2 separate regions of the Homo sapiens genome follow, and region 1 is linked to region 2. The links are chromatin loops, found by intact Hi-C in ENCODE. Cell type or tissue: psoas muscle. All regions are shown on one strand.

The links. Hi-C counts contacts between places; a loop is a spot of excess contacts. Peaks named below come from ENCODE experiments on the same cell type or tissue, not always from the same donor. Only the 100,000 strongest peaks of a DNase experiment are listed, where the experiment ranks them.
Region 1: it touches region 2 in a loop (4-fold over the local background); 14 of 110 quality-filtered maps call a loop at or near these places.

What each region holds. Positions count from the first base shown.
Region 1 is chr3:121,596,380-121,598,879 of GRCh38, reverse strand. The region is part of intron 1 of FBXO40 (F-box protein 40); the gene reads right to left. Among named protein-coding and RNA genes, the nearest start is that of FBXO40, 4.3 kb to the right of the region's middle. RefSeq lists a silencer at 1,191-1,391. In psoas muscle, no CTCF peak of the experiment used is centred here; no DNase peak of the experiment used is centred here; H3K27ac peaks cover 2,500 bases.
Region 2 is chr3:121,647,680-121,650,179 of GRCh38, reverse strand. The region is part of intron 3 of HCLS1 (hematopoietic cell-specific Lyn substrate 1); the gene reads left to right. Among named protein-coding and RNA genes, the nearest start is that of HCLS1, 12 kb to the left of the region's middle. In psoas muscle, a CTCF peak has its summit at 1,487 (motif pointing right); no DNase peak of the experiment used is centred here; H3K27ac peaks cover 1,494 bases.

The DNA of each region.
Region 1 (2,500 bases), 51 kb after region 2:
GGGCAGCAACTTGATTTGATGCAGATTGTGGTGCTGTGTGGACCACGCAGAAAGGTGTAAATTGGGCCCAGTTCAGTGGCTCATGCCTGTAATCCCAGCACTGTGGGAGACCAAGGTGGGAGGATTGCCAATTAGGTGGGAAGGCCTTGACAAAAGATCTGGAAAAGGAGTGGGCAAATTCTGCCCACTTCTTTCCATCTCCACCACTGCCCAATGCCAGGCATCATCCTTGCTCACCCGGTGTAGTGCAATGGGTTTATAATCAGTCTCACTCCTTCTATTTTGCACCATGTCTCAGTTCACACACCAGGTCCTTCCACCAACTCATATTCCATTTAAACTACATCTAGCACATCTAGAAAAATCTAGCTCTGTATGAATCTTTGTAGTATTTAAATCTAAATCATATTATGTTGACTGCTAAGACAGGGGAATTTTAAAGCTCCTATTTTGGGGAGAATGGATTGGCAATATTTACCAGCAGAAGGCGTAATTTTTCACAATTTACAAAACTAGGTTATTACTCCCCAACTTAAAACTTCCAGTGGATTCCCTTCACAAGGAAATAAACTCTGAAGTCCTTCTCTTGGCCCATGAGGCCATGCATGAGCTCTCCCTTGCTTGCTCTTTTGCCTGACCTCCCACCCTTATGCACTTTGCTCTGGTCTTGTCACTTATTCCAGCACAGGGCCTGTGTACCTGCTCTTTCTACGAGAATTCTCCTCTTGTTCTGTATTTGCTCTGTGGACTCCTTCTTGCCACTTAGTTTTCTGCTTACATGTTACCTCCACAGAGAGTCCTTACCTGACACCCCCAATATAAAGTAAATCAATGAGCACTCCCATGAATAAGCTGAGTGATTTTTGACAAGTTAATCTACCTAAAGCTAATTTATTAATTCAAAAGTAGGACTTATAAGCAGGGCACGGTGGCTGACACCTGTAATCCCAGCACTTTGGGAGGCCAAGGCAGGTGGATCACTTGAGGTCAGGAGTTTGACACCAGCCTGGCCAACATGGAGAAACCCTGTCTCTACTAAAAATACAAAAAAGTAGCCGGGTGTGGTGTCAGGCACCTGTAATCCCAGACGCTCGGGAGACTGAGGCTCAAGAACCACTTGAACCTGGGAGGCAGAGGTTGTGGTGAGCCAAGATCATGCCACTGCACTCCAGCCTGGGCAACAGAGTGAAATTCTGTCTCAAAAAAAAAAAAAAAAAAAAGGGGGCCTATAATAACCAATAGGGTTGCACAAGGATCCAATGAGATGAAATAGGGAGTGTGTAATAGATGAGTCACTCTATGAGGAAGGTCATTCTCATGGTCACCTCCCTCCTCCAGGCCTTCATGTGTTCCCACTGCCCTCCTGTAGCCATGTCTGGTCTTTCCATTTTCAGTCCCCCTCACTCCAATGTATCTTATATTCCACTGTCAGTTTGATGATATTCAAATTCTATTTTTTAAAAATTATTTCCTCACTCTTTTAAGAATGTAAGCCTCCACACTTCCCCCCACTTTCGGCCCCCTTTAATCACCACGAGCCATTCCTTAAGCACTTAGGAATTCAAATAGTACTGCTTTAGGACTGAAACTTTGTAGATGCCATAAAGACAACTTGAAGGCATCTTTGTTTCCTAGGCCAAAATTTGTAAATTTTTTTGCTCATCTGCATTATTCTGCTCATCAAGAAAAAAGGAAAGTGTGGTCCTTGAGACTTGCCTTCTCTCTTGTGATTGGCTGTGGCAGTTGGCAGAACCTGGCAAAGTTGCTGTGATGGTGAGAATGGTGAGAGAGGTTCCAATGATGGGCACAAGTGTTGTCGCCAGCGAGGTGTGTGCAGGCAGTGGAAGGAGGTCTGACCGGAATATCAACAGAGGGTGATAATACTTCTTAAGGACCCACCAAATGGGCTTCTAGGGACTGAGAGTGAGTAGAGCAAACACTGCCCCCAGCACTCAGTCAACGAGAACATTGAATAGGATTGAACTGAATTAAACTGAACCCTTAAAAAGGCAGCATTTTAAAAGCTGCGAGAGTAATTTGAAACAAATTTAGGAAGAAAGTAGAGTGGTGTCAGATGTATGCTAATTGGGGCTGCTTTTTTTTTTAAGGTGAAAAGGAAATCATTTCAACTTAGGTTAATGTAGGCCTCATTGAAGAAAAGACCTCAGTGGGCTGGATTTATAATAGATAATCTGAGCACTGCCAGATTGTTTGCAGGGGATTAAAGTACTTGTTCTTTTAAACACTTGACAGGCACAGAATCCGAAATCTGGATCAGGCAGATATTAAGAAATCCATATTCCATAGCTTCTCAAACTTCAACATGCAAAGGAATCACCCGGGCAAACTTTTTAAAATGCAGATTCTGATCCAGTGGGACCAGGGTGAGGCCTGAGACTCTTTCCTTGTAACAAAATCCAGATGAAGCTGATGGTCTAAGGACCTCATTTTGAAAGGAAAGGGTCTGTTTTAACCTCCTTGTTTCCTAGAGGAGAAACTG
Region 2 (2,500 bases):
TTTAGATCTTCTTTAATATTTTCAGAAATATTTTTTAGTGTTTAGGTCTTGCACATACTTTGTTAAGTTTATCCTAAAATGTTTCATGTTATTTCATGTATTTATATTTAACTTCCAGTTTCCAAATGTTTATGGCCAGTATGTAAAAATACAATTGATTTTGATATAATGACCTTGTATCCTGTGACCTAGCCAAATGCACAATGCTTTAGTAGCTTTTTTTGTGTGAATTCTTTAGGATTTTCTACATACATGATCAGGTCATCTGTGAATAAAAACCTTATATTCTGAGTCACTCACATTTGTGCTTTTAGTTTTGTAATAAAAAACAAACACAGATTGAGGAATGAGTCATCTTTGAGGTGCTACATTTTGCTTGGTTCACATAAACTGCATTGCTTTATCAATACAAAGTCTTTTAAAACTTAAATTGGATATCTGAGAGTTAATATGTCAAAAGTTTCTTAGGCACAACACAGCATATTGAATTGGAATTTTTTGTTTTCCTCTCTATCTCTTCTAGCTGTCCTCTATCTCCATACATAAAACATTTTTGTGTCCTCAGAGCCTAACAGTACCTCACACTTAAAAGTTGTTTAGTTAATAGTTATAAAATGAAGGAATGATGTGATTAAGACCTGTTTAGGCCAGGCGTGGTGGCTCACGCCTGTAATCCCAGCACTTTGGGAGGCCAAGGCAAGAGGATCACTTGAGGTCAGGAGTTTGAGACCAGCCTGGCCAACATGGTGAAACCCTGTCTCTACTAAAAATACAAAATCTAGCGGGGCATGACATGCATGCCTGTAATCCCAGCTACTCTGGAGGCTGAGGCAAGAGAATCACTTGAACCCGGGAGGCGGAGATTACAGTGAGCTGAGATCATACCACTGCACTCCAGCCTGGGCGACAGAGCAAGATTCTGTCTCAATAATAATAATAATAATAAAGACCTGTTTAGAATGACTTCCACTATAACCTAAAGAAGTCTGTTTTCTTTGGGCCTCAACAATTTCATTCAAATTATATCATTGGTATGATCCCCTGACTAGTTTTTCTGTTATCCTTTAGATGAATATTTCTGAGTATCATTTTCTAATCCCTTTTAAAAACTTGTTTTAACTATAATATAGTTATAACCCATTTAACAATTATTATATTCATTAAAAAATTGCAGATTTTTTCCATTTGAAAGTAAATTTTGGCCCCATTTTCTTGATCTTTCATCTGAATACTTCAGTTGGAAGATATTGGGCAGGCATTTACATGTCCTTGGTACTAGTAGCTTATGACACAGTGTTGGTGTTGAACTGACAACACAAGATCTCTGCTTTCAACGCTGCCAGAGAGTTTAGAGGAGGCATGGGAACAGGGGGTTCTTCCAGCACTTGGCTTAATTTCATCTGGTTCATAGCCAGCTTTCTAAAATTAACTGCGGCTAAAGCTGAGAAGGCTTTTTAAAAAGACCTTTGGTAGAATTATCCACTAAAGGCCACCAGATGGATCTATTCTTCCTTAAAAGAAGACAATTTCTGCTGTGAGACAGCCATTCTACGTATAACCAATGTGTCTGGTTGTCCTGCGCTGGTAAAGTCCCAGCTCACCATCTAACATCACTATCTTAATACCCTAAACCCTCATTGCTTGCTGCAGAAAGTCAAATTTCTTATTTAGGGTTCTCTTGCCCAAATGTTTCCAAGAATCCCCGGATCCTTATATGTGTCCAAATAACAGATCTGATTGTCACGTGGGGCTGAGCTATCACTTCATATCCTCAAGCCAAAGAGGTTGGCCAAGATGGCTTTCTGCCCTCTTAATTGTTGCAGTCACCTTCATGGTAAAGATGGAAGTGGGTGTGAAGTAAGAAAGATAATGCCTTTTTTGGTGGTACTTTCTCTTAGGGATAGAGGTGTCCCTTCAAATCAAGATAATTTGAGGCTTAAAGTGTTATAGCAATAACTGTGAGTGGATTTTCTTAGTTAGTTTTCATTAGTCCTTAGTTTTCTCAGGTATTATCAGCCTGGGGGGAAGGGGCAGAAGATCTTAATTCATGACCAAAAAGCATAAAAAATACCACTAATGTTTACATAAATTTCCCCAGTTCTGTGTTTTTATAAGCATTATATTTAATGACTTCCTAGTACACTAGTGAAAGGTAGTATTTCAATTTATTTAACTATTATCCAACCATTGGTCATATAGATTGTTTCTTAGTTATTGCTATTATATACGATGCTTCAATGAGTATCATTTAGACATTAAGGACATTAAGCTTTGCCATATTTAAAATCATTTCCCTGGTGTAGACTGCTAAAACTAGAATGTGTAGGTCCAATGGTATGTGAATATTTTTCTGCTTTTTGAGACACATCCTCTAATTGATAGAAAGCAGATCCATTCAGAAAAGAAAATAACTTTCCAGTTATCAGAATATAGGTACCATTGTCCTCTAATATTTAAGAACATGAAAAATGGGACTAAAGATCAGAAGGTTATTTTAGTG